2 separate regions of the Homo sapiens genome follow, and region 2 is linked to region 1. The links are chromatin loops, found by intact Hi-C in ENCODE. Cell type or tissue: heart right ventricle. All regions are shown on one strand. Links, peaks and the distances in the headings refer to the core of each region. The heading gives the core; the rest is flanking DNA.

What was found. A loop is a pair of places that touch in the nucleus more often than their neighbours do. Peaks named below come from ENCODE experiments on the same cell type or tissue, not always from the same donor. Only the 100,000 strongest peaks of a DNase experiment are listed, where the experiment ranks them.
Region 2: a loop joins it to region 1, with 2.9 times the contacts of the local background. A loop is called at or near these places in 98 of 110 quality-filtered maps.

Annotation. Positions count from the first base shown.
Region 1 is chr14:103,491,661-103,507,196 of GRCh38, reverse strand. It overlaps MARK3 (microtubule affinity regulating kinase 3), which reads right to left. Exons shown (of 18, transcript NM_001128918.3): 15 at 15,163-15,420; 16 at 8,669-8,695; 17 at 6,997-7,041; 18 at 3,366-4,315. The coding sequence ends at 3,970. Among named protein-coding and RNA genes, the nearest start is that of CKB, 23 kb to the left of the region's middle. In heart right ventricle, for the core only: CTCF peaks have their summits at 6,656 and 6,856 (motif pointing left); a DNase peak (open chromatin) is centred at 6,836; H3K27ac peaks cover 2,442 bases.
Region 2 is chr14:103,543,739-103,559,274 of GRCh38, reverse strand. LOC124903392 (a long non-coding RNA gene) reads left to right here and starts at 5,794. Exons shown (of 2, transcript XR_007064357.1): 1 at 5,794-7,320; 2 at 7,635-15,536. It overlaps BAG5 (BAG cochaperone 5), which reads left to right. Exons shown (of 2, transcript NM_001015048.3): 2 at 1-2,724. It also overlaps the pseudogene RNU7-160P. RefSeq lists enhancers at 12,011-12,060, 15,006-15,536 and a silencer at 12,301-12,350. In heart right ventricle, for the core only: CTCF peaks have their summits at 12,085 and 12,302 (motif pointing right); DNase peaks (open chromatin) are centred at 7,083, 7,684, 9,849 and 12,334; H3K4me3 peaks cover 1,942 bases; H3K27ac peaks cover 6,401 bases.

The sequences.
Region 1 (15,536 bases), core at 3,013-11,012:
TCAAGCGATTCTCCTGTCTCCGCCTCCCGAGTAGCTGGGATTACAGGTGTGCGCCACATGCCTGGCTAATTTTTTTTTATATTTTTGTAGAGACGGGGTTTCACCATGTTGGCCAGGCTGGTCTCGAACTCCTGAACTCAGGTGATCCACCCGCCTCGGCCTCCCAAATTGTTGGGATTACAGACATGAGCCCCTGCGCCTGGCCTTGGGGTAGGAATCTTAAGGAAGTCAGTTTCGTAGTCATGAATTTCATAGAACAGCTCAGAAACATCTACCCAGAGGAGGAAGTAATTTATGGCAGAACATCTCCTTGGTTTTCTGCTCAGCAGAAGGGACAGTGACAGACAAGGACAGCAAAGGGGGAGAGAAGTCTGTGTGTAGATCTCCTTAAAGAGGCTCATGTGTGCCGGGCGCAGTGGCTCACGCCTGTAATCCCAGCACTTTGGGAGGCCAAGGCGGGTGGATCACGAGGTCAGGAGATCGAGACCATCCTGGCTAACATGGTGAAACCCCGTCTCTACTAAAAATACAAAAAAATTAGCCAGGCATGGTGGCGGGTGCCTGTAGTCCCAGCTACTCAGGAGGCTGAGGCAGGAGAATGGCAAGAACCCAGGAGGTGGAGCTTGCAGTGAGCCGAGATCACGCCACTGCACTCCAGCCTGGGCAACAGAGCAAGACTCCGTCTCCGGGGAAACAAACAAACAAACAAAAAGGCTCATGTGTGCAGAGAGACATCCCAATTCTCTTGTCCGGGTTGGCTTTATGATGCTTTAATGGGATATAAAAACCAGCTTGCACCAGGCAAAAAAAGCTGGGGAAGTCCTCACTGTCTGTGACTGGGCACAATCAGCTCCGTTAGAGGACTCCACTCTGAAAGGCACTGGACAGAGAGAGGGAAGGGGACTTACTTGCTAAAAGTCAAGTTAGAAAGTTCCCGCAAGGTGAGCCTTAGGTCATGATGTCCACCTGCCTGACACCTGGAGGGCCCTCCCTCCTTGCTGCTGCCTTGCCAGCTTCACTTCTTCTCCCCGGGGCCTCTCCCCGTGCTGTGTCCAGGGCTCAGTCCTGGTTTCTCCTCTGTCTCACAGCTTTGAGCAGGAGCCTTCCACCTGCTGAGGGCTTCCTATGGTCTCTCCCAGACCCGACCTCTCCCAACCCTCACACTTTTTTTTTTTTAATACAGAGTCTCGCTCTGTTGCCCAGGCTGGAGTGCTGTGGCGCGATCTCGGCTCACTGCAAGCTCCGTCTCCCGGCTTCACGCCATTCTCCTGCCTCAGCCTCCCGAGTAGCTGGGACTACAGGCGCCTGCCACGACGCCTGGCTAATTTTCTGTATTTTTAGTAGAGACGGGGTTTCACCGTGTTAGCCAGGATGGTCTCGATCTCCTCACCTCGTGATCCACCCACCTCGGCCTCCCAACGTGCTGGGATTACAGGAGTGAGCCACTGCGCCTGGCCGAACCCCTCACGTTTATCCAACTGCCCACTAGACGTTGCCACTCAGTGTTTAAAGGGACTTCAAACTCAGCACATTCCAGCTTGCTCTCTTCATCTTCTTCCCCTCCTGTTCCCAAACATCTCCCCAGCCACATTCCGCATCTCAACAAACAGCAATTCCGGCCTTTTTGCTGTTCAGATCAAAAATCATGAAGCTGTCCTTGGCTCTACTCACCTCATATCCAACTCCAGGGAAAATGCAGTTGCCTCTTATTTCAAAACATGTCCAAAACCCAACCACCATCAGCGCCAAGGCCCATCCTCACCCAAGGCTGCACTACCTCTTGCCTGTATTACTGCTGAGAGCCTCCAGGCGGCTTTCCCAGCTTCTCCTTGCCCCATTTCAGTGAGTTCCAAACATAGCTGCCTGGTGATCCTCTGAAAGCCCAAGGCCACAAGGCCCTTGTCATCCCCTCAGCTGCTGCCATGTAGGAGAAGCATCTCTACGCTCTGCTCCAGGCACGCCATGCACTCAGGCCTCAGGCCCAAGCAGTGCTCTTCCCCAGAAATCTGTGTGAACGTGCCCACCCAGGCCTCTGCCCAAGCAGCACTCTTCACACCCAGAGTGCTGATGAAACCCGTGCCTGCTCTGCGCTCTCTCACACGTGCTGCTGTGCTCCATACTAGGTAACTTACTTGTTTATCCACTGCCTAGAATGTCAGGCTCAAGGAGAGAGGTGTCTGTTTTGCTGAGGATCTCAATCACAACAGTGCCTTGCCCACGCTAGAGAGAGACAACAATATTTCTGATTGACTGTCCAGACTTTTTCCTTTTTCTTTCTTTTTTTTTTGAGACAGGGTCTCATTCTGTTGCCCAAGCTGGAGTGCTGTGCACAATCACAGTTCACTGCAGCTTCAACCTCCTGGGCTCAAGCCTCCCACCTCAGCATCCCGAAGAGCTGGGACCACAGGTGTGCCACCACACTTGGCTGATGTTTTTATTATTTATTTATTTTATTATTATTATTTTTTTGAGACGGAGTCTTGCTCTAGCGCCCAGGCTGGAGTGCAGTGGCGCGATCTCGGCTCACCGCAAGCTCCCCTCCCGGGTTCACGCCATTCTCCTGCCTCAGCCTCCCAAGTAGCTGGAACTACAGGTGCCCGCCACCATGCCCGGCTAATTTTTTTGTATTTTTAGTAGAGACGGGGTTTCACCGTGTTAGCCAAGTTGGTCTTGATCTCCTTACCTTGTGATCCGCCTGCCTCAGCCTCCCAAATTGCTGGGATTACAGGCGTGAGCCACCGCCCCTGGCCCATGTTTTTATTTTTTGAAGACATGGGGTCTTACCATGTTGTCCAAGCTGGTCCTGAACTACCAGACTCAATGTTCCTCCAGCCTCAGCCTCCCAAAAGTGCTGGGTTCACAGGTGTGAGCCACTGTGTCCGGCCTCCAGACTTTCATACTCTGACCAACAACAAACCCAGAACCCAGAATAGCACACCAATCAGTGTGACAACTTCCCTGTGAGAATAAAGCAACACAATGAGTTATGAGCTCATTACCCCTACACAACCATGTAGGTGTTGGACAAAAGCTGCAGGTCTGATTCATGTACTGAATCACAAGAAAGGAGAAAGGAAATTTACATACTTCACAGAGAACCAACCCAGAACTGTCAAGACCTGGTGTTTCTCCATAGGGCTGTGCCACAACTCCCAGGGTTAAGCTGCAGCTGCTCTGGATTCCCTTCCTTCTTGGGTCACCATGAGGGCCATCTTCTCTCTTTATTGCCTTGGGAGAAAAAATATGCTGGTAATCACAAAATGCTGGGACCCCTGCGAAGGTCCACGTGGCCCCAAGCCTTCATACACATTACTTCTGCTCAACTTGAGGATGTGTTAAATACAGCATTAGGAGACAATGCAAGATTTTACTGAGAAAAAGTGAATTTTTAATTATCTTGTGAATCTACTTAGAAAAACACACACAAGCAATGTTCACAACTATAAATTTAAACCTTTTGCACTAAAAAAACACAAAACAACAAACACAAAACCACAGGCATGAACTGTAAACCTGTATTAACTATGAACTGGTCTTAAGGTTAATTCTTAGCAGTCATTCAGTATTTTCCTCCTTGGCAACTGTAATGTTTTAGCACCGGATGATCTCCCGCAGAGGTACTAGTAATGACTGGCTGCCAGTGTAGGGAGATGCTTCCATATACACCACTTCACACACATACCGTCCACTCTCACACCCACCCAGACGGGAGGCACATGGAGATGGGGCCACACACCGACTCTCAGGGTAACGGAAGTAGGGCAGGGGGCGCATAGGTTGCACATCTTTAATGTAGTGCATTCGTAGAAAAAAGGCCAGCTTTCGCTCCCAGGCGTGCTCTCGTCCTCAGACTTTAATTTCATGATTTAGAAGATGCAGACGTTATTGCCTAAATATTATTCTATACATTTCCATCAGTGTTCAGGAAAACACTTTAATTGCTACTTAATTTACATCATAATCACTGGGTTACAGCTTTAGCTCATTGGCAATTTTGGAAGCAATATTTTTGAAGGCTATGGATGTCCCCGATATCCGCTTAAACCGGACCCCGTTCAGAGACAGTCTTGGCAGCTTGCACACTTCCATTTCCCACTGCACGAGGTTCTCCGCGTGCCCATCTCCGTGGACGCAGAAGAGCAAGAAGCGCTCCCTCTGCTCATAGTCGCAGTTATTGGCGTCCAACACTTTGCGGATTTCCCGCATCATGTCCCCGGGATCCATTGAACTAGTGGTTTTCATGCTCCAGGTGAAGCGTAGGGATCGAGGCTTTGCTTCTTTGTTTTCATCTTTTTGCTCAGCAGATACATTGCGACTGAAATGCATAGAGGCAGGTTTATTTTTAATCGTACAGGAAAATCAACCTCTTACACTTCAGCTAGTTCCTCATTCACGTCTTTGATACAACACAACTAACGACTGACCTCCACATTTTCCTGCACAGACTCACATTTGTAACTAAGTCTATTTTCGTCTATTTTCTTCCCTCACCCCCTAAAAGTCATAAGCCACACACAAAAAGATCTACCTAGCTGGAAAATCTTCACCAGCCACCTGTGCTTACTAAAATGAACGAAGTAATTCGTTAAGCAGAATCCTTGGAAATCAGGCAAAAAGGACAGCATGCCCCACTCCTCAGGGCTCTGCAGGCCCAGCTCAGGGAAGGAGTTGCCAGCCAGCTCCTGCCCACCCCACCCATCCACCCTGGGCTGTCCCTCTCCTGCAGTACTGTTCTTTCAGATGTGAATCACTGTAACTGGCACTCAGGGTAACTGGAGACTCAACATCCGCAGTCTAAAATTGCTTTGCTGTACAGCCCTGAGGCTGAACATGATGCTCTACCCACCTCATTGTTTTTCCTCCTCTCTGGTTTGTTAATTAAACGTCCAATTATACAGTTAAAGAAAATCTCAAATGACACAATCTTACTACTGGAATAGATGGAAAAATGCAACGGGACACTTCTCTGTCTGTGGGGGACTGACACCACCCATGTGGATGCCCTGTGGATTCAGAATGTAAGCCTTGGTCTGATGTCCAAGAGGCAGCCTAAGTAGAGCCCAGGCCGGGGTCTCTAGGGAACACCGCGGTTTACCAGCCACTCCTTGGCATTTAGTCATTATTGCCACAAGCCGTTATTTATATTCTCATGTGTGTATCTGGTGGCCTCAATTAAGACAGTGAGTGCCTAGCATTCTTGGGAGTAAAATAGTCTATGTACCTTAAGTACACTCCATCCTATGGCCAACTAACCAGAGGTGAGGGGCTACAGCTTTTGCATATGCACATAGCTCTCCGTGTCACCAACCTGCCAGTATTCAATTTGGTTCACATCCACCAATACTGATGAGAGAAGCTTCCTATGTATAAAATGCCACGTTAGATACTAAATGGGTTACAAAGATAAGCAAAAGCTCTCAAACTCATCTGGAGCCAGGAAGACTGTAAGGTGAGACAACAGTGGCAGCACAGGAAAGGCTGGCCATCTCCTAGAGGGCAGCAGAAGAGGTGGAGCCCGCCGAGCAGGAGAACGTGACAGGCAGGATGAGACAAGGAGGAAACAGCACGGGTGGGGGTGGGCCTGCATCTGAGGAGAGCTATGAAGAGCCATGGGATTTCAACAAAATGCAATGAAGATAGGGAAGAGTGTTTGTTTTGAGTAGAGGGGATCACAGCCAAAGGGGAGGTAGGAAAGTACAGGATGTGTCTGTGGCATAATAAAGTACACAGACTGAGTGGAACTGGAGGCACAGTGTCATCACCCCCACAACAGCTGGTGGCACTTAATGAGCACTTGTGGTGGTCAGGCCCCAACTTACTTGATGCCCACGTAGGTCCTATTATGTCACCTTCCTATTATGGGTGGGGAAACAAACCAGGATCTAGAGCCTGCTCCTGGCTGGGATGGGTAGGCCTGGAGAGGGAATGCTGCCTGGCACTCACCCTAGTGCTCTGCCTTGATGGGGCAGCAGAGCTGGGGCTGCTGGGGCAGCCTGGACCACGCCACTCAGGGCCTCGCAGGGACGTGGCCAGGTGAAATAGTGGAGGTCACTGAAGGTTTTAATTCAGAAAGGTCATATGACCAGAAGCGGGCTTTTAGAAAGACCAAAAGGACAAACGGTGAATGAGGACCTGAAATAGCCTGCTGGTGACTGGCATAAAAAAAGGGCACAAGTGGAAGAGACCTAGAACAAGGGACATAGAGTCCTAAGGCTACCTGGTGATTGCCTCCCCTCAAATCCATGCAATGATAACTATACAAAATGGAAAAGCAAGGCTGGGTGCGGGGGCTCATGTCTGTCATCCCAGCACTTTGGGAGGTTGAGGTGGGAGGTTCACTTGAGCCTAGGAGTTTGAGACCAGCCCGGCCAACATGGCGAGACCCCCATCTCTACAGAAAATACAAAAATTAGCCAGCATGGTGGCAGTGCCTGTGGTTCCAGATACTCAGGAGGCTGAGGTGGGAGGATCGCATAAGCCTGGGAACTCGAGTAAGCCCTGATCACGCCACTACACTCCAGACTGGGTGACAGAGCGACACCGTGTCTCAGAAAAAAAAAAAAGAAAAGCAAAACACTCAACTATATAATCACCATTCTTAGAAGAAAACATATCTAGTTTGAAATATGGACATTCTATTAAGTACTTTGCTTTTATTCCTTGTGAAGAGAACCATGTGAGGGGTCAGTGATGAACTGAGGGCTTATTTCTCTGAGCACTGCTACCCAACCCAGACCTCCAAAGGCTGTTAACGCCCAGGCAGGAAGGCTGAAGGCCTCGCCGTGCTTTGAACACAAACACAAATGTAGAGCGGAGGCCAAGCTGGATCTGGACGGTGCTCATGGCAGGCTGGCGCCCCCTTGTGGCCACCCTCTCTACGTAACTCCTACAGAGACAGCAGGAATACAGTAGGGAACATTCAGAAAATAGTCGCCTCTGCCACAGAAATGAAGTAAACACCTGAAAAAAATTTTAAGTAAAAATCATTTCCCTCACCTTGAGCCCTCATATCTCCCGTTCCTCTCATATTCAGTTGGAAGCCTCAATGAACAGAATGTAGAAGCAGAGAGAAGAGGGAAAGAGAAAAGAAATCTTACATGCCAGTACATGACCACCAATACCAACACCAACACCATAAAATGAACAAAGCCAAAACACGTTTTAAACACCAGCCGGGCTTATGAAAACTCTTCCTCTCATTTGACTGAGCCAGCGCTACCTTCTTCCACAAGGCTGCAGGGGTGTGCACAGGGGCCAGCTCCATGCTGCACACTGCATACATCACACACATTGCATGCCATACCGCTGCACGCTGCACACTGCACACACCGCACACCACGCACGCACAGCGGGCACTCCTGCTGGCTCTTCAGCCTGAGCACACTCGGCCTCAGAATGGGGTTATTCTCACTTTCTAATTGTGCCACACAGTATAATGGGTTTCCAATTAAAAGCCAATGAGGCTATCAGCTGGATTCTATATTCAGTTATTACCTGTTCTGTCCAAGGAAAAATCAGACAAGTGGGAAGATCAATTAAAAAATAATAATAGAATGGAACTGCCAACAGGAAGAAAGTGCTTTTCCCGCAGTTTTGACCTGCAGCTTGGCCTTCTGGTGACTTGAGAGGCACAGGTACAATGTAGCCCTTCAGGAAAGATTTCCTGCCTCATGTGTGCATTAAGAAAGCAATATTTTTGGTTTCTTGATTATCACCATCAAAAAATATGTTTTTCTTTTTTGAGGCAGGGTCTCACTCCCCTAGGCTGGAGCACAGTGGCATGATCATGGCTCACTGCAACCTTGACCTCCCAGGGCTCAGGTGATCCTCCTGCCTCAGCCTCCTGAGTAGCTGGGACCACAGATGCGTGCCACCATGCCCGGCTAATTTTTATATTATTTGTAGAGGCGGGGTTTTGCCATGTTGTCCAGGATGGTCTTGAACTCCTGGGCTCAAGTGATCCGCCCAAAGTGCTGGGATTACAGGCATAAGCCACCATGCCTGGCCTAAAAAATATTAATAAAATCAGAACACCACTTTCTGTAGTGCTTTAAGTAAAAATAATGAGATACTCTTTCTTCAGTGGTTGCTGGAAAGTGGCTTTCAACTCTGAAAATATTAAAACATTTCTGCTACGCAGCTGTTCACATTTTAATTTCTGAAAAAGCCAAATCAAATGAGGCTGTAGCTTTGAATTTTATGCTTGTTTTCTGTATTAGCTAATTTTCCTGTCATTTTAAAGCCTTTTGCTAATTCCATCCTCAGTGAAATAAAAATAACACAACTAATACTTACCTTTTGCATGCCTGTGGATAATCATTAATTGTACATTAACATTACTGAGCATCTCATTCTTCAAACAGGAGCATGCTAAGTGTTATTAGTATGAAGACAGAATTATTTGGATGCTAAATAATTCTACCAAAGAAAGAAAATACACAGAGCATGCATCAGCCTTTTGTTGCATGGGTACCATAGTCCCTTTAAAATGCCTGACAGAGTTAATCTATTTCTTTTCAATTTCCTTTCAAGGAATTAAGTATTTAGTTATCAGCAGAAAGTTTAGTTTATAAGGAAAAAACAGGGCCAGAAAGCCAAACCTAATGTTAATTGCAGGAGCCATTTGGGAGTGAGGATTGAAAAATAAATGTGTATATATAAATCCTACCTTTTGATAAACCTGAATGACATGTTTCTAAAAGAAATTAAGTAAAAAAAAAAAAAAATTAACAAAAATAACTCGCACAAATTAAACAGAAAATCTAATCAATTACAGAGAGAAAGAAAAAAAACAAAGCAGGGTTCCTTCTCTGGCCAATGAACAAAGAAATGCTGACATTTGTTGAAAAAGTAAAATTATTACAGGTAATTAAATGAGTATGTGATCTTTTAATATATCAAAAAAAAGTAAGAAAAGGTTTAGCAGTACATATTGACATTAGCTGTAATTAAAAGTTCTTCAGATGGACACACTTTTTTTTTTTTTTTAAAGACAGAGTCTCACTCTGTCACAGTGCAGTGGTGCAATCTCAGCTCAATGCAACCTATGCCTCCCGGGTTGAAGCAATTCTTGTGCCTCAGTCTCCTGAGTAGCTGGAATCACAGGCGCGCGCCACCATGCCCAGTTAATTTCTATATTTTCAGTAGAGATAGGGTTTTGCCATGTTGGCCAGTCTAGTCTCGAACTCCTGGCCTCAAGTGATCAGCCCACCTCGGCCTCCCAGAGTGTTGGGATTACAGGCATGAGCCACTGCAATGGCCAGATACACTTTCTAAGATAAAATTTATGTCTTATGTTAAAGAAGTGACAAGACATTTGCAATGTACTAGTAATAAAACATTTTTCAATTTTCTTCAGAATACCTTATGAACAAAAATCTTGCCTTATTACATAAACATTAAAAATTTCATTATAAAATATTTAACCACTAAGTAAAAATCATTACTTCTTTCAGGAAAATGAAACAAACATTAACATATTATTTGCTACAGTGGTATGACATAAATCACTTTTTAAGAAAAAAATAGGTGATTGGGGATTTAAACAAGTAGACTTTTCAGTCTTAGATCTCAAAATGAATAAAAACTAAGTGTCAAGACAACAGTATGAATTTTACTTTTATGTAGTAAACACGAAGAATTCTATTTAAAAGGGGTAACTCTGGTCATTAAAAAAATTTAAGGAGATGTGCAGGTTGTGCTGAAAATAATCTGACAAAATATTTTTCAAACTACGAATGAGGTTTTTATGATCAATGCGATCAGCTTCCCTGGGCAAAAATAGGCTGAGTTTGTTAATTTCTATTTGTAAAGTCCAGTTCTGTAACTGTACATAGCAGGCAGTCATCTATATCTGCTGAATGACTAAATTAATGAAATCCTTGGTTGGGATAACTTTGGCATTGCTTTAGGTATTAATCTACCAATTTAAAAAAAGTCTAACTACTATAAATAACTGCCAACCACTTCATAATCAGATCAGTAGTATACAGCAGGGTCATCGACAGTACAATCATGCATGTGAAAATCTTTAATATATACTGCCTAAATATAAGGCAGTATTATCCAAAATATTTTAGTTGAAAATGATTAAAAGTCTTTAAGATATATTTTCGTTTCCTAATTTTCTTTTACTTTTAAATATTTATTTATTTAGAGACAAGGTCTTGCTCAATCACCCAGGCTGGAGTACAGTGGTGTGATCATAGCTCACTGTAACCTCAAACTCCTGGGTTTGAGCAATCCTCCTGCCTCAGCCTCTCAAGTAGCTGGGACTACAGGCATGCACCACCACTCCTGGCTAATTAAAAAATGTTTTTGTAGAGATGGGGGTCTCATTATGTTGCCCAGGTCAGCCTTGAACTCCTGGCTTCAAATGATCCTCCTGCCTCACCTTCCCCCAAAGTGTCAGGATTACTGGCATGAGCCATGTACAGTGCCTGGCCCATTTCCCAACTTTTTTTCTTTTTATTAAAAAAATAAAAGGCTGGGTGTGGTGGCTCATGCCTGTAATCCCAGCACTTTGGGAGGCTGAGGTGGGCGGATCACTTGAGGTCAGGAGTTTGTGACCAGCCTGGCCAACATGGTGAAACCCTGTCTCTACTAAAAATACAAAAATTAGCTGGGCGTGGTGACATGCACCTGTAGTCCCAGCTACTGGGGAGGCTGAGGCAGGATAATCGCTTGAACCCAGGAGGCAGACACTGCAGTGAACCAAGATCGTGCCACTGCACTCCAGCCTGGGTGACAGAGCGAGACTCCGTCTCAAAAAAAAAAAAAGTAGAGATGGGGTCTCATTATGTTGTCCAGGCTGGTCTTGAACTCCTGGGCTCAAGTGATCCATGTGGCTCAGCCTCCCAAAGTGCTGGGATTATAGGCATGAGCCATGGTGCCTGGACATTTCCTAATCTTCCACCGGAAAAATCAGGGTTACTGGTCAATTACTATAGAAGTGCTTTTCTTAACTTTTCCTCCTATAATCCCTTGAGGTATAAAGAGGAAGGAGGCAGCTGCAGGAGGAGGCCTTCACACTGCCCATGGCAACATGGATCAACCTGAGGGCAGAGGCACTTGCGTGTGCCTGGCTGTTCTGCCTGCAGGGTATGGGTGACTCTGCAGTCTCTGAGCAAGGCCAGGCCTGATCCTAAGGAGAGAGAGTTTTGCTCCCGACTACAAATAGCCCATAGCTCTCCAAAGCCATGTGCTCTCCAAGCAGAGTGCAGGCTTCCTGACTGCAGCCCTCTCCAGACCTGGCCACACCAGGTCTCCCTTGCAGCATCTAAGTGCAAACACCTCAGCCTTTCAGGCAATGCAATTTTAATCCTACCAATTATTGCTAAAGGAGGATAAGAACTTTCAACCACTCTAGCAAGGATTTTGATTGTTTTTAAGAACAAACTGTCAGTAGCTGATTAAGTATAGCACTAAGGGAGACAACAGACCTCAGTTAATAAACTTTAACAAGACAGGATAAAAGACTATCTTTCTGCAAAAATCTGGGGGTGTGGAAATAGCCTGGAAATTGTAAACAAGATGACCACTTAGAATTTTTTTAAACAACAAGCCTGAGTCTCCAATTTTAATTCAAATATATGAAATAAATGTAATGCAACTGTCACGCCTGCAACTGTTTTTTCTAAAGGGAGCACAGTGTAGTGGCTAAAAGGGCAGAGTCTGGTCAGATAGACCTGGCTCAGCCTGATACTTTTTTTTTTTTTTGAGATGGAGTGTCAATCTGTCGCCAGGCTGGAGTGCAATGGTGTGATCTTGGCTCTCTGCAACCTACGCCTCCTGGGTTCAAGCCATCCTCTTGCCTCACCCTTCCAAATAGCTGGAATTACAAGCATGTGCCACAACATCAAGCTAATTTTTGTATTTTTAGTAGAGATGGGGTTTCACCATGTTGGCCAGGCTGGTCTTGAACTCCTGACCTTGAGTGATCTACCTGATCTACCTGCCTTGGCCTCCCAAAGTGCTGGGATTACAGGCGTAAGCCACTGCACCAGGCCCTGATACTTTTTAAAATATGTGCCTTAATCTCTCCAAACTTCACCTTCAGTTTCTTTTACAAAATGGGGTGGACTATGGAGATTAAATTAAATGAGTGTGTGTGCACACTTGTACATGTGTATAAATATACTCATTTCACACATATAAGTGTATATATATGATACTCATTTTATACATAAAATATGCATATATATAATGTACATACATATTTATATGTATAAAATGAATATGACTGTATCTATGTATATAGACATCTACCTTAGCACATAATAAGCATTCAAATAATGGTAGCTTTGGCTGGGCGCGGTGGATCACTTGAGGTCAGCAGTTCAAGACCAGCCTGGCCAACATGATAAAACCGGGTCTCTACTAAAAATACAAAAATTAGCCAGGCGCGATGGTGGGCGCCTGTAGTCCCAGCCACTCGGGAGGCTGAAGCACAGGAATCACTTGAACCTGGAAGGCGAAGATTGCCATGGGCTGAGATCATGCCACTGCACTCCAGCCTGGGCGATAAAGTGAGACTCTGTGGGGAAAAAAAAAGAGGTAGCTGATATTTTTATCAATGATAATCTTGTTTCCTTTTTTCCATTATATACATGTAATAAAATCAATGCTAGTCTTTTTTTTTTTTTTTTTTTTTGAGACAGAGTTTCACTGTTGTTGCCCAGGCTGGAGTGCAATGGCGTGACCTCGGCTCACCACAACCTCTGCCTCCCAGGTTCAAGTGATTCTCCTGCCTCAGTCTCCCTGGGATTACAGGCATGTGCCACCATGCCCGGCTAATTTTGTATTTTTAGTAGAGACTGGGTTTCTCCATGTTGGCTAGGATGGTCTCAAATTCCCGACCTCAGGTGATCCACCTGCCTCGGCCTCCCAAAGTGCTGGGATTACAGGCGTGAGCCACCATGCCTGGCCAATCAATGCTAGTCTTTTTTTTTTTTTTTTTTTGAGATGGAGTCTCGCTCTGTCATCACCCAGGCTGGAGTGCAGCGGCGCGATCTTGGCTAGATGCAACCTCCGCCTCCCAGGTTCAAGCGATTCTCCTGGCTCAGCCTCCAGAGTAGCTGGGACTACAGGCGAGCGCCACCACCCCTGGCTAATTTTTGTATTTTTAGTAGAGATGGGGTTTTGCCATGTTGGCCAGGCCTGTCTCAAACTCCTGACCCCAGGTGATCCGCCCCTCTTGGCCTCCCAAAGTGCTGAGATTACAGGCATGAGCCATCCGGCCCAGCCCAATACTAGTCTTAAAATGACTGAAAAAAGAGTACAAAGAAGAAAAATAAACTCAAAGTTTTTTTTTTTTTTTTTTTGAGACACAGTCTCACTTTGTCACCCAGACTAGAGTGCAGTGGTACGATCTCGGCTCACTGCAACCTCTGCCTTCCGGGTTCAAGCAATTCTCCTGTCTCAGCCTCCTGGGTAGCTGGGACTCCAGGCGCCCACCACCATGCCTGGCTAATTTTTGTATTTTTAGTAGAGATGGGGTTTCACCATATTGGTCAGGCTGGTCTCAAACTCCTGACTTCAGGAGATCCACCCGCCTTGGCCTCCCAAAGTGCTGGGATTACAAGCATGAACCACCACGGCTGGCCAGGAAGGAATGGTTTATTCTGGGAGTCACCAGACTCTTCTCAGATTGAACTCACTGTCTCTCTTGCTGGCTGGTCATGAATGGGTGTCCCAAACCTGGCAAAGCTCTTTGGCTGATTCTGTTTTGCCCAGTTTAAAATGAGGTGGCTTAATAAAGGGGCTAAGAAGTGAGTAAGAGGGTAAATAGAAACCTTCTGATGCGTCTGACTTCTAGTTAATGCTAATGGATGTCAGAGATCCTCCCTAATCTAGGCGGAGGTTGAAGTTAGCCAAGATTGCACCACTGCACTCCAGCCTTGGCGACAGTGAGACTCCGTCTCAAAAAAAAAAAAAAAATTAAAAAAAAAAAAAAAAGGAATACTCCCTAATCTATTCCATGTCCTAATAATAAGTAGATCAGACTTTAATGTGACTCACCGAAGTTTCAGATGATCGAATACAAGATTACATTTAGCTTAGTTTAAATAATGGAGATGGAGTGAAATGAAGTAATAGGCTATAGGCCATAGGGAATGCAGAAAAACAGAGGAGGGTACTGATCATTTCAGACTCGGGAAAGACTCCTACTGCTGTCCTGTAAGCTACAGATGACAAATAAGAGGGTCCGTCCTAGGCAAACCTGCAAGATACCACAGACAGACTCATCCACAGCTAGGCTTAATTTCAAAACATTTCTCCAAGGATGTCCTGAAACTGCAGGGGCTCTTGGGTTTCCTGGGCTCCTTCTCGGAAAGGTGCCTTTCACTATTGTTTACGGTTCAAAGTGGTATCCTTTCTTTTTCCTCTTGAAGCAGCCAGTATTTCTGGGCTTTTGTAACAGGTAACAAGGTTACGGAAATGAAGTTAATCTCAAAGGACCCTTGAGAGTTTACTGAGGCCCCAGATGCTAGCCTACTAGACACATGGAACATTTTAAAAAATTTCCAGGACCATCAGCCAAGAATCATGCAGCATTTAATAAAAATAACTTAATAATAGTAACATTATTTTTTGATAATAAACCAGAGATTTTATCTCCAAAACTATACCATTTAAGGACATTACCTTGCTCTCAATATAAATTACTAAGACTGAGAGAGAAACTTTCAAGATTTGGACTCTTAAGAAATTTACTGCTCCTTAACAACAATAAAGTGAGAAAAGAGAAGCTGTCTCTTTCCTCTGGGGCTGGAGATGATTATGAAAGACATGCATGGTCTTTCCTGCTGATTGTTACAGAGTGCCAGCCCCCCACCCCACACCAGAACTCGAGGTCTGCCTGCTCAACAACAACGAACATGCCATGCAGACAGATACGTGAGCAAAAGGAACAATAATTAAAGAACAGTAACAAAAACCTCCTAAATGCTAGTTAACTTTTAGTGTTATGAAGACTCTGAGCTCTACAATTTCTACTTTAAAGGTTTTAAAGTATAAAGTTAGATATATATAAAACCAGAAAACCATGAGCTGAAGGCAGACTGAAAAGCATCCAGGTAGCAGTGGCTTCACACAACAAAAAAGACATCTTTCCTTTTGCTCTATGTGTTCACTCCAAAACAACCAGCACCTAGCACTTACCTCCTTGTGAGTTTTGAAGTTAATTTACTAAAGAGATTAGTGGAGCCTCGGCTTCGAGTCTGGGACAATGGTGTGGCTTCATGGGACAGGCTGGGAGAGGCAGGAGGGCCATTATATGTTGCGGTTCGCCGTTCCCGGGGCTGGCCGTGGAAAGTGCTACGACTGGCAGTGCCTCTTGGGAAGCGGATTCGATCTGGGGTGGCTGCACTACTGATACTGTGTGTTGAAGCAACTGGAGTTCTCTGATCAGGAATAGTGCTATGAGATCAGAAAGTAAGAAGCTCTCAGAACATGATATACAAAAATTTACAGTCACAATATACCTTTTATACACAGTGGAGAAAATCGGGTATAAAAAATCCAGATCCAAGGGG
Region 2 (15,536 bases), core at 4,370-12,369, 51 kb before region 1:
AACATTTTTAGTTGGAAAAACAGCATCTGCATTTTCCCCATCCTCTACGTTTTAGAGAGGAATCTTGTTTTTGTGTGCAACATAAGAAAATTATGAAAACTAATAGCCAAAAAACCTTTGAGATTGCATTAAAGAGAAGGGATAAAGGACCAGCAATAATACCTTGTAAGTTGCTTTTGTTTGTAAAATCTGAGCTTATAGTTTTCCTTAGTGAGTAAATTCATAAGGATGGGAACATTTAAATTAAGTTAATGGGCCTTTAAAAAAAAAAAAAGGAAACACTCATACCTGTAGTTGGAGGATGAATACTGGAGACGGGTTACCAATGTCAGGTTATACTAAAACTAAATCAGAAAGTCTGAATGTAGCACATAATGGTTCTCTTCTGTTGTCCAAGGCTGTAAAATGGACAGCCTTGTCACACCTCCCCGGTGCTGTTTTACAACGTGAGGGTAGACGCTGTCAGTAACCCAGAGGGACCAGGCCTTCCTAGGTTTTCTAGGCAGTCAGCTGTTAACCACTCACTTAGTAAATGTCATAACTACACCTGCTCCAGGACCAATCAGTGAAACCTGCTCGGAATTAAAGGCTTCCTCTGGGTGCCTGCTGAACAACTGAGCTCATGTCATGGGCATGTGGTGGTTTCTCTGTTGCCTGAAAGAGCCATTAAAGTCAGTCGTGCGTGAAGCATCTCTCTTCTAAAGGATGTGTATTTCCATAAATGCTTTCTGAGGATCCGGTACAAAATGATTTCCCAAAGTTCTGAAGTGCCTTGAGAACATGTGGGTCCGAGTGTTATAACAGACTCCTCCCCCGGGTCACCTTTTGCCTGGTCATCCTGTTAGAGTACATCTTTGGAAATCCAGGGTAATATTCTCTTTCAGAGATGCTCATTGTGTAACTCTGTGTAGGGAGATAGTCACTTTAAACAGCTCAAAGTAGCTAGCTAAAGGAGTAGCCTTAAATACCTAAAAGATGACAGAAGCATAGCCCTTAACAAATCTTCAGCTTGTCTCTCAGTATTTCCCAATCATGAAAATCCCTTGCTATGTCTTTCCTACTAGAAATGTTCTAGAATCGCTGGACGGTGGGGTCAGAGGGCAGTCGGTATTTAGGCCGTGAGCTTCCCATACTACTGCAGGTCCAACTCCTGGCAACCGCGGGCTCAAGGCAGGTCATTGGAATCCACGTTTTGGCCACAGTAGTTGTAGGATTGCTTTTCTGTATCATAATTTTAGAATGCTCTTAAAATCTTGAGGAAGAGTTTTTATTTTTTATTTATTTTTGAGATGGAGTCTCTGTTGCCCAGGCTGCAGTGCAGTGGTGCCATCTCAGCTCACTGCAACCTCCACCTCCCAGGTTCAAGCGATTCTCCTGCCTCAGCCACCTGAGTAGCTGGGAGTACAGGCATGTGGCACCATGCCTGGCTAATTTTTGTATTTTTAATAGAGTTGAGATTTCACCATGATGGTCAGGCTGGTCTCGAACTCCTGACCTCGTGATCCGCCCGCCTCGGCCCCCCAAAGTGCTGGGATTAACGGGTGTGAGCCACGGCGCCCAGCCCAGGAAGAGTTTTTAAATTAGAGCTCTGTTTAATTATACCACTGGGAAATCATGGTTACGCTTCAGGCATATTCTTCCCCAGAGTACTACTTACATTTTAAATTTCATTTTGTAAAGTTAAATGTCAGCATTCCCTTTAAAAGTGTCCATTGTTCTTTGAAAGTAGACGTTTCAGTCATTCTTTTCAAACAAGTGTTTGTGTACCTTTTGCCAAGCTGTGGGCATCGTGTGTGAGTACAGGGTGCTCAGCTCTTCCACCGTCATTTTGAATTGTTCACATGGGTAATTGGTCATGGAAATGATCAGATTGACCTTGATTGACTGTCAGGCATGGCTTTGTTTCTGGTTTCAATCTGTTCTCGTTCCTTGTACCGGATTATTCTACTCCTGCAATGAACCCTGTTGACACCGGATTTAGCTCTTGTCGGCCTTCGTGGGGAGCTGTTTGTGTTAATATGAGCTACTGCATGTAATTCTTAAACTGGGCTTGTCACATTGTATTGTATTTTTGTGATCTGTAATGAAAAGAATCTGTACTGCAAGTAAAACCTACTCCCCAAAAATGTGTGGCTTTGGGTCTGCATTAAACGCTGTAGTCCATGTTCATGCCAAAAATGGCTGGGAACGTTTGCTTTATTTACATTCAGTCAGCGTTGCTTTCAGATCACACTTTATCCACACAGGAAAGCCAGTCAGCCTATAATGAAGTAGTTATTAAAATAAATGTAATGAATATGTCTACAAAGTATAGTTTAGTGGTTTATTTTGCTAAAATGCACATATATTTGATATAATTTAGTTTGAGAAGTTCAGCTAGTTTTTCTCCTTTGTTTGACTTTGTCAATTTCTATCTGGTTTTTAAGGGTCTGAGCTTAGCTTGTGCATGCAAGGTTTTGGGTTTTTTTATTTTTTTTTTGAGCACAGCTTTTCACCTTTTAATTTGTTGGGTATTTTTCTCTTAATAAGAGAAATATTGGCCATCGATTTTTACATATAATACAAGTGTGTTTTTCCAGTACATTGGTTCCTGTCCCCTCTCTGTGAACTGTTTGAGTATTGGAACAGTATGTCTTCAATAATTCAATGTTACTTTGAGATACATGTGTTAATATACCCTTAGTTATTCTTGAAATAAAACCAGTCTCTTACGCTTGCAGTGGAGAAAGGCTGTGAGTCTGAGGTGTGTGTTCTCTATATATTATCACCTTCATGAACTGTCTGACCTGGGTGCGGAGCCCTTTTTTTTTTTTTTTTTGAGACGGAGTCTGGCTCTGTCACCCAGGCTGGAGTGCAATAGCGCGATCTCGGCTCACTGCAACCTCCGCCTCCCAGGTTCAAGCAATTCTCCTGCCTCAACCTCCCGAGTAGCTGGGATTACAGGTGCCTGCCACAACGCCTGGCTAATTTTTTGTATTTTTAGTAGAGACAGGGTTTCACCATGTTGGCCAGGATGGTCTCGAACTCCTGACCTCAGGTGATCCACCCGCCTCAGCCTCCCAAAGTGTTGGGACACAGGTGTGAGCCACCGTGCCCAGCTGAGGAGTCCTTCCTTAATGGAGCCCACAGCAGGCAGGCCTGGGGGCAGGTGGCCTCCTTGGCTGCAGTTGGTGGCCATGCTGTAAGGAGGTGAGGGTGGTTGTGTGTGGGCCAGGACCCAGGCCCAGGTGACCAGGTCACTGTGCTCTTGTTGAGACAGCCTAGGAAGTATGTGTGTGATGGGGGTGGGGGCCTCATGCTCTGCTCCCTCAGGAGGATGCCTGGGTCTCAAATAAGAATTGACTTTATTTTTAGAAAGAAGAACCTCTGAGACAGTTCTTGAAAGATCCACTCTCCAGAGGAGAGTTGTGATAGTGTGCTATGAAACCGTCTTCACTGCTTTGTGACGGAGGTGTGGGAGTCTTTCTGTCTATTCGGCCCTTCCCGGCTGTGTGAGGTGTTCTGACTCCGGCCTCCGGCCCTCTCCCAGCCCTAAGTCTAGTGAAGCCCGTGTGCTTGGACTGCAGACGTGCCTGGCTCACTTCGGGCAGTTGTTTGTCTATTTTAAGTCCGCTATGTGACAGCAATAAGTTTTCCTATTTTTAGCCCTTTCCTATTGTATTTTTTGTTTTGTTTTTTGTTTTTTGTTTTTTTGGGGGGAGCGTTTTGTTTGTTTGTTTGTTTGAGGCGGAGTCTCTCTCTGTCACCCAGGCTGGAGTGCAGTGGCGCGATCTCGGCTCACTGCAAGCTCCGCCTCCCGGGTTCACGCCATTCTCCTGCCTCAGCCTCCCGAGTAGCTGGGACTACAGGCGCCCGCCACCATGCCCGGCTAATTTTTTGTATTTTTAGTAGAGACGGGGTTTCACTGTGGTCTTGATCTCCTGACCTCGTGATCCACCTGCCTCAGCTTCCCAAAGTGCTGGGATTACAGGCGTGAGCCACCGCGCCCGGCCTTCCATTGTATTTTTGTTGTCTTCTCTGCCTGCTTTTATCTTCCAGGTGATCCAAACAGGGGCAGCCTTTGCAAGCCTTGCAAACGCATGATAGGCCCAGAGCCAAGAACAACGATGTGTATAGGTTGAAGAGAAACACTCTGGGGGAAATGTGAGCTTTTGAATAAATCCTTGGCCACACGTGAGGATTCTTATCACTTATACTGGCAACAGCATTAACCAGGCTCCTAGTGTATCCTCGTGTTGCGCTGAGGATTGAAGAATCCATCATGCCACCAGTGGCCATGGAGAAATTCCAGTTTAGTCAGAGAAGGGATGAGGGGAGTCAGCTGCGCCTGGTCTGTCTCAGGTGTGAATGTCTGGTGTCAGGTCAGGTGTCAAGTGCAAGCCGGAAAAAGACCAGTGGCTTAGGGAGGGGTCTCACTGGCCCTTCAAGGCTGGTTAGAAGTAGGACAGGAGACGGTGGGTGTGGCACCGGGAATCATGGCACTTTGGGAGGCTAAGGTGAGAGGACTGCTTGAGCCCAGGAGTTCAAGACCAGCCTGGGCAACACAGACCCCATCTCTACAAAAAAATCAATATAATTTTTTTTTTTTAAAGAAGAAACCCTGGAGTGGGCTGAGCTGGAACGAGGTGGCAGGGGCTGAGGGGCAGTGCCCTGGCAAGCTTGGCTCTTGATTCTGGGTACAAGCTGAGCCCTAATTGAAGGCCTCTTATATGCAGGTCTGGGGTCGCCCCTGCTGGTCAGGACATGTCTGAGGGCATCTTACAAAATGTTTTGGGTTCTTTTGTTTTTTTATTGAAACAGGGTCTTAATATGTTGCCCAGGCTGGTCTCGAACTCCTGGGCTCAAGCGATCCTCCTGCCTCAGCCTCCCAAAGTGCTGGGATGACAGACATGAGCTACTGCACTTGGCCTTGCTTTTCCATTTTGTGTAGTTATCATTGCACAGATTTTGGGGTGGGGGTGGGGGTCACCAGGCAGCCTTAGGACTCTGTGTCCCTAGTTCTAGGTCTCTTCAGCTTGTGCCCTTTTTTTATGCCAGTCACCAGCAGGCTATTTCAGGCTATTTCACCTATTTGCCCTCTTGGTCTTTCTAAAAGCACGGCTCTGCTCATATGGCTTTTCTGAATGAAAACCTTCAGTGGCCTCCACTATTTCACCCAGCCACGTCCCTGCGAGGCCCTGAGTGGTGTGGTCCAGGCTGCCCCAGCAGCCCCATCTCCACTGCCCAGCCATCTGTGCAAAATGTTCTATGTACATTTTAAGCTCTCAGCACCCCTTGAGGCAGGTTTTTCATACTATCTGTTTCATAGGTGATTCTGAGATTCAGGTGGTCCCTTGCCCAGGGAACTGCCCAGAGTCACTTGGCAAAGGAGGGAAGGACAATTTGGTTACAGTTCATGAGTCATGGACTTACCTGGAGAGTTGAAGAAATGGCTGGTGCTTGGGGCCCACCCCAGCGATTCTGGTTTCATCGGGATAGGGTACAGTCTGGACATCAGGATTTCTGAAAGCTCCCACCTCAGGGAATGCTGGCCAAGTGGCTAAAAGCAGGCTGGGGCCCAGACTGCTAGGTTCACATCTCAGCTGTGCCACTTTCTCTCTCTTTTTTTTTTTCTGTCGCCCAAGCTGGAGTGCAATGGCACAATCTCGGCTCACTGCAACCTCTGCCTCTTGGGTTCAAGCAATTCTCCTGCCTCGGCCTCCCAAGTAGCTGGCACTACAGGCGTGCGCCACCACGCCCAGCTGATTTTTCTATTTTTAGTGGAGACACGGTTTCACCATGTTGCCAGGAGGGTCTCCATCTCTTGACCTCGTTATCTGCCCACCTCAGCCTCCCAAAGTGCCAGGATTACAGGTGTGAGCCACCGTGACCGGCGAGCTGTGCCACTTTCAAAGCTGAGCCCTTGAGCTTCAGTTTCTTCTGAAAGGTGGGCAGTACTTAGCACTTAGGTTTAAAGGATTCAGCTGGTTAATGTGAAACATTCAGCTCCAGTATTATGTCTCAAAGTCACTGTGTCAGTGAACCGGCATCCCTCATCGTGGAAAGACTGTCTTAAACGAGTGCTTTATTCTGTCCGTACGTCTTCCACTTGTGAATTACAACTGCAAAAATGTATCTTTCTATAGTAAGGTTGAAGTGAAGTGAAGCTATTTCCCCGCTTCGGATTCTTTGGTCTTTCCGGAGCTGCCAGGGGTCTGTGACCCCATTTGGTAAGGACTCAGTGCCGCACACTGCCTCTCCATCTCTGGTCCCCGCTGCGGTCACAGCGAATGGTAGGTTTTCAGTGTGTGTTAGAACCCTTTCAGTCTCGAGCCGTTTCCCTGTGGCTGCATTTTCAGATGAATGTTGCCAGTTCCCCACCTTCTGTCTCCATCTCACACTGGTGTCTGCCCCACCTCAGTCCTCTGTGGGTGTTGGGACATGGAGCTGGGTGGTTCTGAGTGCTGAGCGGAGAGTAAGGTCATCAGATGACTTTGCTGTTCATGGCCCTGGGTTCTGGTGCTCTCATCCGAAGCCCTCCCTGCCCATCCCTTGGGCCGTGGAGCGTTTCTTCTGTTCCTGTACCCTATTAATAGCTCTCCTAACACAGTGGCTCACCTGTCTCTCCCATGCCAGGCCACAGTGCCTTTCAAGGCAAGATCTGTCTCTTCATCCATGCAGCCTCAGGTCCTGGCAGTAATGGGCACTCACATGCCTTTTGGATGAGCTGTTCTTTGGAAATAGTGTCCTTAGCTCCTGGCATGTAATAGGCATTCGGCGAATACTTGCTGAATAAATGAGTGGAAAAATCTCAGATCTTCAGACAGCTTCAGAGAGTGTTTAAAATCCTTCTGCTTATCGGATCCAAAGGACCTTCTCTCTGCTGCACCTTCCACCGGGGCTCTGGGGTGGCCAATCAGGATCTCTCACCTGAGGCCACCTCATCCCCCTGAGAGCCCGGGTGGAATCAAAAGTGCCTCCTACTCGGTCCCTGGGGCAGGAGGGCCAGCAGGCCAGAGCGGGTCACACCCTGCTGTAGAGAAGCAAGGCCTCTCCAATTCCAGAGCCCTTGGCTGGCCACCCAGCCACAGAGGCCAGGCAGGCTGGAGCCTCTGAAGATGAGGGGTGGGGATGTTGGCTTCTGTCTCTGAAATTCGTCTGCTCGTGCTTGTGATGCCGAAATGAGCAGTTAGCTCTGTGATTCCTGAGCCTGGGCCGACCTCCATGTCCTCGGTGCTGTTGGAAAGGACCAGGGAGGGGCAGTGTCAGGGCCACCGCGTGCCTAGTGTGCCCTTCAGACCGATTTGACATGAAGAGGAATCTTCCTGGCTGCTGGGTGAGGTACTTGAAGGAAACCCACTAACCCATGGGGTGAGGAGGACTGAGGGAGGGTAGCTGAGCCTTGGGGTGGAGTCTCCATTTAACTAGCATCTGCCGAGTACCTGTGAGGTGCTGGGGGCAAAGGCGTGGACCTGGGGCAAGGGCCCCTGCAGAGGTCACGTGGCTTTCTGAGGGATCCATCGCAAGAAGCATTGGCCGGATGTGATGGGGTGGTTGAGAAGCCCAGGGAGGCTTCCTGGCGGAGGTGGGAGGTTAGCTGGTCACGGACAAGAAGTGGAACGTGACAGGAAGTGCAGGAGTTCGTCTCTTCCCAGGCAAGACCGTAGTGGTGAACACACTGTTCCAGTCGGCGGGCTGGGAGCTTCATCAGAGTGAGAGTGCTGGCAGCCACCACTGCTGCTGGAGCCGGGAGGGCCAGGCAGGGCCAGCCAAGCTGGACCACGAGCTGCTGCGGCAGGGCTGGGGCCTGAGAGTCCTCCGAGGGACAGGAGGCAGGTCCGCTCTCCACAGGGTGAGGGAGAGAAGGGGACCTGAGAGCGTCGGGGTAGGGCCTAGGAGCTGCACTTCAGCCATGAGGAGGGGCAGCCGTGGATGGTTTTTAGCCTGGGGAGTGACGGGCCATGCTTCCCTTTGGGACGGCCCCAGCAGGACAGTGCCTCGCCAGTCCACATGAGCCAGCGGCCGCTGTGCCATGCCTGCTCTTCCAGGCCGCCTCCACCCCCACAGCCGCGCCCCTGACTCTCGTCCCTTGTGGACATCGGCCCTTCCGACAGCTTGTGTGTGCCCCGTGATGCCCCCCCCCCATCCCCACCTAGCACTGTTCCAGGTGGGCGGGCATCCACTCAGCCTCTCCCTGGTGCTCACCCAACTCCCTCCCAGACAGAAATGAGACCAGCCGAGACACTCTGTGGGAGGCTGTCCATGAGCCCCAGAGCCCCAGGAGGGCCCTCCAGGCTGGTCCCACCAGCCCAGGGTGCAGCACCGCCTGGGGTGAGGTGGCGGCTGCAGGTGGCTGGCAGTTCAGATACTGGAGCTCCCAGTGGGAGGGATGGCTAGCCACTCACCCAGAACCTTCCCGGAATGGGGGAGGAGAGAGCCCACTTGTGGCAGCATCAACAGGATTTTGAGAACACAGTTCTGGAGCTGAAGGCCTGCAGCGAGCCTGGTGCAGGATGAGGCGTCAGACCTGGGCCCCTCCCAGGCCGCTGGGTTCCAGTGCTCCCGACAGGCCCTCTGTGCCCAACAAGCCTCACCCTGGTCATGAGGGGCCCAGGGCAGGTTTTCTTTTCAGGCTGAGAACTGGGCCTCTGGGCCTGGTGAGGGGCAGTGGCCCAGTGGTGGCCACCTCCCAAGGCTCCTCTGTGGAGTAGGACACCCCTGCCAGGAAGGGCCGGTGTCCCAGCCCAGCCCTGGGGTGGGGAGCAGAGCCTCTCCCTAGGAGCCTGGGCTTCAAGCCTTCTCTCCCCACCCAGCCAGCCTGGTGGGGGAAGGAACCACCTCGGATTTGATTGAGGAAGACGTTTTTTTTTCTTTTTCTTTCTTTATTTAAAGGGCTTTCCAGTAAAAATCGGAAAACCTGCTAGTCAAATTCTAGAAGAGCTGTGACACTGGAAAAGACATTTTTGTAGCTAAGTTCATGAACAAATTCACACGCTCCACACTGCCGCCTTCTCGGCCTCCCTTTCCCCAGCCGATCTCCATCACCTGCCCCTGCCCTCAAAGCACCGAGTCCCCCAGGGCCTGTGCCTCAGGGCAGCTGCCAGGACTGCCAGTCCCCACCAGGGGCTGTCTCCCTCCCTGGGGGACACGCTCAGAGCTGCACTGGCTGGGGAGGCTCTGGGCGGAAGGGTGGAGAGACAAAGAGGTCTTTGTGTCCCTCTGGCTGGATGGGAGGACAGACAGGTCAGCCAAGGCTGTGTGACTGGTGAGGCCCACCCAAGGTCCCAGACTCCTGCCACCACCTACCTGGGGCCCTGACATGTGCAAGACATCTCTGTGTGCCTCAGTTTCCCGGCTGCGAGGTGGGGTCAGGCCACGCACCAGCCTGCCTCCCCACCTGGCTTCCCGCCCGGCGTCACCAGCCCTCACAGCTTCATGTTCCTGCGGTTTACCACTTTGGTGTCTTTCCTGGCCCCTTCCCCACGGGCACGTGAACTCGCCGCATCCCCAGTGCTTTCACAGACTGGTGAGGGCTGGGAAGGGCAGACCCACAGAGGGCCATAGCCGTGTGGGGTGGGGCACCCAGGACTGCTGCGTGGACCAGGAGGGAGGAAGAAGACCAGAAGCCGTGTCCTGGCAGCTCGGAGGCCCTGCGCCTGCAGAGGCCGCTGCGGGGCAAGGTCAGGCGGGGCCGGGATCTGGCTCTGGCCTAGGTGAGGGGTGGCCAGGTGAGCAGAAGGAGCTCCCCAGGGCCGCCTCTGTCACCTCATTTTCCTGCCAGGCCTGGGGCAGGGAGGGTGCCCAGCAAGCATCTGCAGGCTGACAGAAGGGCATGGTGCCCGAGGCTCAGTGTGGCTGGGAGCCAGGACAGAGCCATCTTCCCGCCTCTGGGTCCCAGGCCAGCCCTTCCCAGGTTGGGCAGGCTGGGCCTAGAGAGGCACCAGGGCTCTGCTCACAGGGACAGAAATGGATGCGGAGGGCCAGCCGGGTTCCTTGAGGTCCCTCTCCCTTCTGCTGTCTCTGGGTGTACCAGTCACCCAGAGAGGGTGAGAGTGGAACGGCCGCTGTCTGGTGCTGGGTCACGGGCAGAAACAGCCTCATGGCCAGGCCACCTGATGGCCATTCCCACAGGAAGGACTGGCTTCTGTGCTGTGTCCCAGCTCTGGCATGACCAAGCCATCCTCTGACCACCAGCAGCCACGCCTGGCTTCAGAGAAGCCAGAGAGCCCAGTGGGCCACGTGGACCCCAGCGGGCACCACGTGCCAGATGTCAGCTGCAGTCAGTCTCCAACCACAGTGCCTGCGCTCTGCCCCACCCTGCCTCATCGTCCTCAGAGGGCTTAGCACGATGCCAGGGGCCCCGCCACCTGAGACCCTGAAGACGCCAAACTTGTTCCGTTCCTGCTTGTATCCCCAGTACCTAGAGCAGCACCTGGCTCAACACGCTGACACCTGTGGGTGCACTCTGCAGGTGGCGTGGGCCCCGGGGGCAGCAGGAGCAGAGCCCAGGGGGACGGTTTTGCCTCCTGAGTCGGGGAACATGCTGCAAAGCTCTGTGGGCACCTGTCTTGTGGGGCACGGGGGGTCAGCAGGAACCGGCACCCTCAGGCGTGGCTGGGTGTACATGAGCTCTGTGCGTGTGCCACCAGGATCACCCATGTTGGGGGAGTCAGGGCCCCGCTGGGTGTACCCTTTACCTGGAGCCTGGCACAGAGGCAGGGCCTTCGGGTGGAGGGGCATGCCCTTGCTGATGGCCAGAGATGAAAGTGAGACCCAGAAAGAGATCAGGAAACTGGGATGTTCAGATTCTCCCGGGGGCCCCTCCAACTCTGCTCCTCGGGCGCAGCCGGCATTTCTCTGCACGTGGGGATGTAAAGGAAAATGAAGACTTTTCAAAAGCAGAGCCCAGAGCCAGGGCCGGGCACACTGGAGGCCCTGGAAGAACTTCAGGCAGCGGGTAGGGGACAGCGCCAGGACTGCCAGGGCTTCCTGGGCCCCACAAGCCAAGGGAGGTTTGGAGGCTTTGCTGAGTGCCCCTGGGGGCAGCAGTGGGGTTGGGGGAGGGGGGTGGGAAAGGATTTGGGGGCAGTGAGGACGGCACCAGGGGATGCGGGCACCCAGGGTTCTGGCCTGGCTGGCAGGAGGAGGGGTGAGCCATGGGGGCGGGGTCACAGAAGCATGGGCAGCAGAACCCACTGGGCCTCGCCGATAGCTGCTTATTAAAGGTGCTGGGGTACAAAAATTAGCTGGGCGTGGTGGCGGGCGCCTGTAGTCCCAGCTGCTCGGGAGGCTGAAGCATGAGAATTGCTTGAACTCAGGAGGCAGAGGTTGCAGTGAGCCGAGATCGTGCCACTGCACTCCAGCCCGGGCGACAGAGCAAGACTATCACACGCAAAAAATAAAAAATGGAAAAAAAAAATTAAAAAACGTGCTGGGGATGTCAGGGTGCAGGCGTGGGGCAGCGAGGCGCCCAGCTGCCTTCTTGAGCTGTGGTCTGGTCTGGGCATTGCCTGCAGATGGCCACAGCAGGCCCAGGGTGCTCTTGGCAGCCTGGGGCTCCTGGGCGTGTGTGCCCCTTCCTCTTGCATCCTGGTTTCATCTCCCCGGAAAGGGCATCTTCCAGCCCTTAATCCTGACCCAGCCCCTGAAAGGAAAAGCAGGCATCCCAGCACCAATGTGGCTATGCAGGTGGTCCTGTGGAGCAGGCCATGGGGGCCTGGGGAAGAGTGTGCAGGCTGGACGGCTGGAGCAAGGACCCCCAGGTTGGAGCCTGGCAGGCAGGTGAGAGTCTGCAGGGCCAGATCCCACAGAGCCTTGGGGCAGCGGGCCCCTACAGGGGCAGGACTGCATCCTGGAGATCAGTGGCTCCCACAGAGAGCACAGCACCAGTCCCAGGCTTCCCCTGGGTTGGGTTCTCTTTGGGGAGCCCCCCAAGGCCTGCCCCACAGCAGCCCACCAAGTCTGGCCCAGTGACTGCCATGGACCCCACACCGGCAGTAGGTCTGTGCCAGGGCAGACCCGATAGCCCGCCCCAGGGGGTGCCTCTAGCTGAACGTGCGAGGCCTGTCCCTGCTGCAGTGGGGACCATGGCTGGCCTGTTCCCTCAACCAGTCCCAGTGCACATGGGCCCCACACAGCTCAGCATCCGCACTGGCCAGGCTGGGTGGAGGGAGGACTCCAGACAGACCCTGCTACCTGCCGCCCTCCACACAGCCCCTGGCCTGCAGGGTGGCTCACCTGCACAGCACGTGGCTCCCTGACCTTGGAGGTCCCCCAAACGCCACGCACCTGCCCCTCCAGGCCCCCACTTGCCTGCTTGGTTCTCCCATGTCTGGTCACCAGGTGGCGCCCAAGGCCAGGTTTTGCCGAGCCCAGAACACCAGAAGTGGTCCTGCCTGGGCCACGCCAGGTGCACCTGCCCTGGCCAATGGTGGACAGGTGGCCATGGCATCGCCTGAGCTGCGCTTCTGTTCTGGGGGTGGATGGCGCTTGCGCGGGGCATCCAGTGACCACCTGCTACCATCATGGGTTGGTACGGATCCCCAGCAGATCTGGCAGTCTCTAACCTACGCCCCCCAACCCCCCTAACTCTGCCACAGGCAGCCTGCCCTGCCTGCCGGTGTGGGTCTGTCATCAGGATGGTGGTGGCTCACAGCCGGCTGGCAGGGGCTTGTCCTTCCCCGTGGCAGGGCCTGTGGGCAAGGCCTGTGCCATCAGCCCTGCGTCTCTGCACAGGTGGCCCTTCCTTGGACCCTGGCCCGGCCCTCCTGGGTAATTTGTGCTCCTCTTCCACACCCCAAGCCAAATGCCACTTCCGGCAAGAAGGCTTTGGTGACCTCCCCGACCACGTCCGTGGGTGCTGACCCCATCCCTGGCCAATGGGGTCACCATACTTCACAGTGGCGTTGGCAGCAGCCAGGACAGCTCAAGTGGCCGTGCAGCAGGCGGGGGTCACTGCTGTGAACAGCCGCCCCCGGAGCCGCCTCCACACCACACAGGGCAGCTGGCGGGCGGGGTGTGGGGCTGTGGCACTGGCTGCCTTGTGCTTCGCTGGTCCCAGTGGGGGCTCTGGGTGTGGTGATGGAGAATCAGTGCCTGCCCTCCAGCCTCGCTTCTTGGTGGCGGAGACCTCTGCCCACAGCGAGCCTTGGCGCATGTCGCTGCAGCTGCAGGAACAAGCCAGGCCCCCGCGCCCTGGCCTTTATGCCCCCGAGTTCTCCCTGTCTTGCCCTTTCTCCTTCATTGCCCTAAAAGACCTCGGTGCCAGCAGACACACCTGCCACAGGGTCACTGAGGCAGCTGCCTCTGTGAAGCCCCCTCTCCCTCAGGAAGCTGTTTGGGGCCTCTCGGTACCCACTCCTGCCCTGCCCCAAACCCAGCCCTGCCTTCTGAGAGCACCTCTGGGTACCTCTCATACAGCGCCGCGCTCAGGAGGGCTTCGGGGGGACTCAGCGGCTTTGTGACGAGGGCCCTGCCTGTCAGCCTCAGCTCCAGCCTGTCCCAGGGGCCTCAGATTCTAAGAGGCAGCAGCGTTTACCCCAAAGGACAGATGTGCTCCTGAGGAAGCCACAGCCTCTGCGGCAGTGCCAAGAGCCATGGGCCTCCTGTTGGTAAAGGGACCGCCGGGTCCCTGTCCACCGGCCCCTCAGGAGCCGGTGGCGGCACGCGTGGGGCAAGGACCTCGGCCAGCTCTGTGCCATTGGGCTGGAGGCTGAGGCATGGGTCAGAGGGCCCAGCTGTGGTCTTCAGAGAGGGCCTGGGTGTTCCCTGCATTCCCACCCTGCAGCCTATAGCCCGTCACCTCTCCAGGACGCCAAGTGCAAGGAAGCCGTCCCGCCCCTTGGTGGGGTCGTCATCAGCAGGTTTCAGGGCAGCCAGGGAACCCGGGGCCATCTGTCTCCCCGGACACCCAGGTTCTCCACCCTGTGACATCAGCTGACAACAGGAGCCAGGCTGGGCCACCCAAGGCCTCTTGTGCCTCAAGAGACAGATACCCTCCTGCCACACCCCGGCAAAGCGTCGCTGCCCGGCCCCCTCCGTGCCATCTCTAGGCCACTTTGTCCTGCGTGTAGGGCTGGTGGTGCTCACCCCACTGTGGGGCTGTGAGCATCCAATGGGGCGCTTGGTATCCAGTGGCCGGCGAGGCGCTGGCCCAGCAGGAAGGGCCCAGCCTCAGCTCGCCGGCATCAGAAGTCCCAGTCCTCCCAGCACAGGGCCTTGAGTCTGTCCCACAGGCCCAGCGGTGGGGAGTAGGGTTCAGGTTGGCTTGTCCTCTGAATTCTAGGCCCCCAGCCTCCTCCTCAAGGTCAGCAATGACCTCTCAGTCTCAGCAGGTGGCTGAGATGGGGCAGCCCCTGGCCTTGCACGTTCATGCCCACCACCACGTGTGCTCTGCTCGGAGGCCGCGCACTGGCCTGGGGCCCCTGGGGCCTGGGTGTGAACCTGGAGGCTGCAGCCCCAGGGCACGCTAAGGACTGAGCGCCTGCCTGTGGCTGTGGGGTGTATGCATGTGTGTGGCATGTGTACATGTATGTGTGAGCATGTGCACATTCCTGTGTGTGTGTGTGTGCTGCGTGGCTGTGAGCACGTGTGTGCTGCGTGGCTGTGAGCACATGTGTGCTGCGGGTTTGAGGGTGTAACGAAGTGGGACAATTAGTCTGCCCCCCAGCAGCCTGTGGGTGGAGAAAGCTCTGAGGCCCCCCGACTGGGATGGGGCCCTGCCAGGGGCTGGGAGGGCCAACTGGCAGGCTCTGCGTCCTGGGAACGCGCCCAGAGGAAGCCTGCACGGGCGGCGGCGGCGCCATAGCAACGCGCACAAAGCGCTGTCCTACTTACACCCGCCCCCGCCCATCTCGCTTCGCTGCAGGGGAGGGGGCATAGGGCCTCTGGGGCTCCTGGGGGAGGGGGCATAGGGCCTCTGGAGCTCCTGGGGGAGCCACGCACCCCGGCCTGTGGTCGCTCGGTGCCCCAGAAGCCTCAGGCCTCCTCCTGGCCTGGGCCAGGCCTGCAGACACTCCTGCCCATCCACACACGGAGGTAAAGACGGGGTGCAGGGAGGTCCAGCACCCAGCAGGTGCCCCCCGCCCTGGGCAGCTGTGGACCTAGTGGCTCTGTAAGGCATTGACGGTTTCCCAGCCCCGGAAATCTGGGAGTCTTGGCTCTGCTGATGACTGCAAGGCAAGCTCAGGCCTCAGGTGTCGGGGCTGGAGGTCAGGCCAGGAGCTGCTCGCATGCCCTGCTCACAGGACGAGGCCCTTCACACCCTCTGCCCTACGCACTTGGCCTTCTGTCATCCGCATGGCCAGGACACCTCTGGGCCTGGCAGTGAGCCCTGCTGACCAGCACACCCCGTGCCTGCCTCCCGGACCCAGCCTGACCTGGGCCTGCTGCCTCCTCCTGCAGGAAGCCCACGTGGTCTGGCCTGATGTGCTCAGCGCCTTGGGGATGGAGCACGTGCCCAGTGCCTGGGAGGCAGAGGAACAGGCCTTGGGAGCTGGGCCTGAGTAGCAGTGGACATCTGTGGGACTCTCAGGCCACCTGTCTCTCTGTGCTGGCCA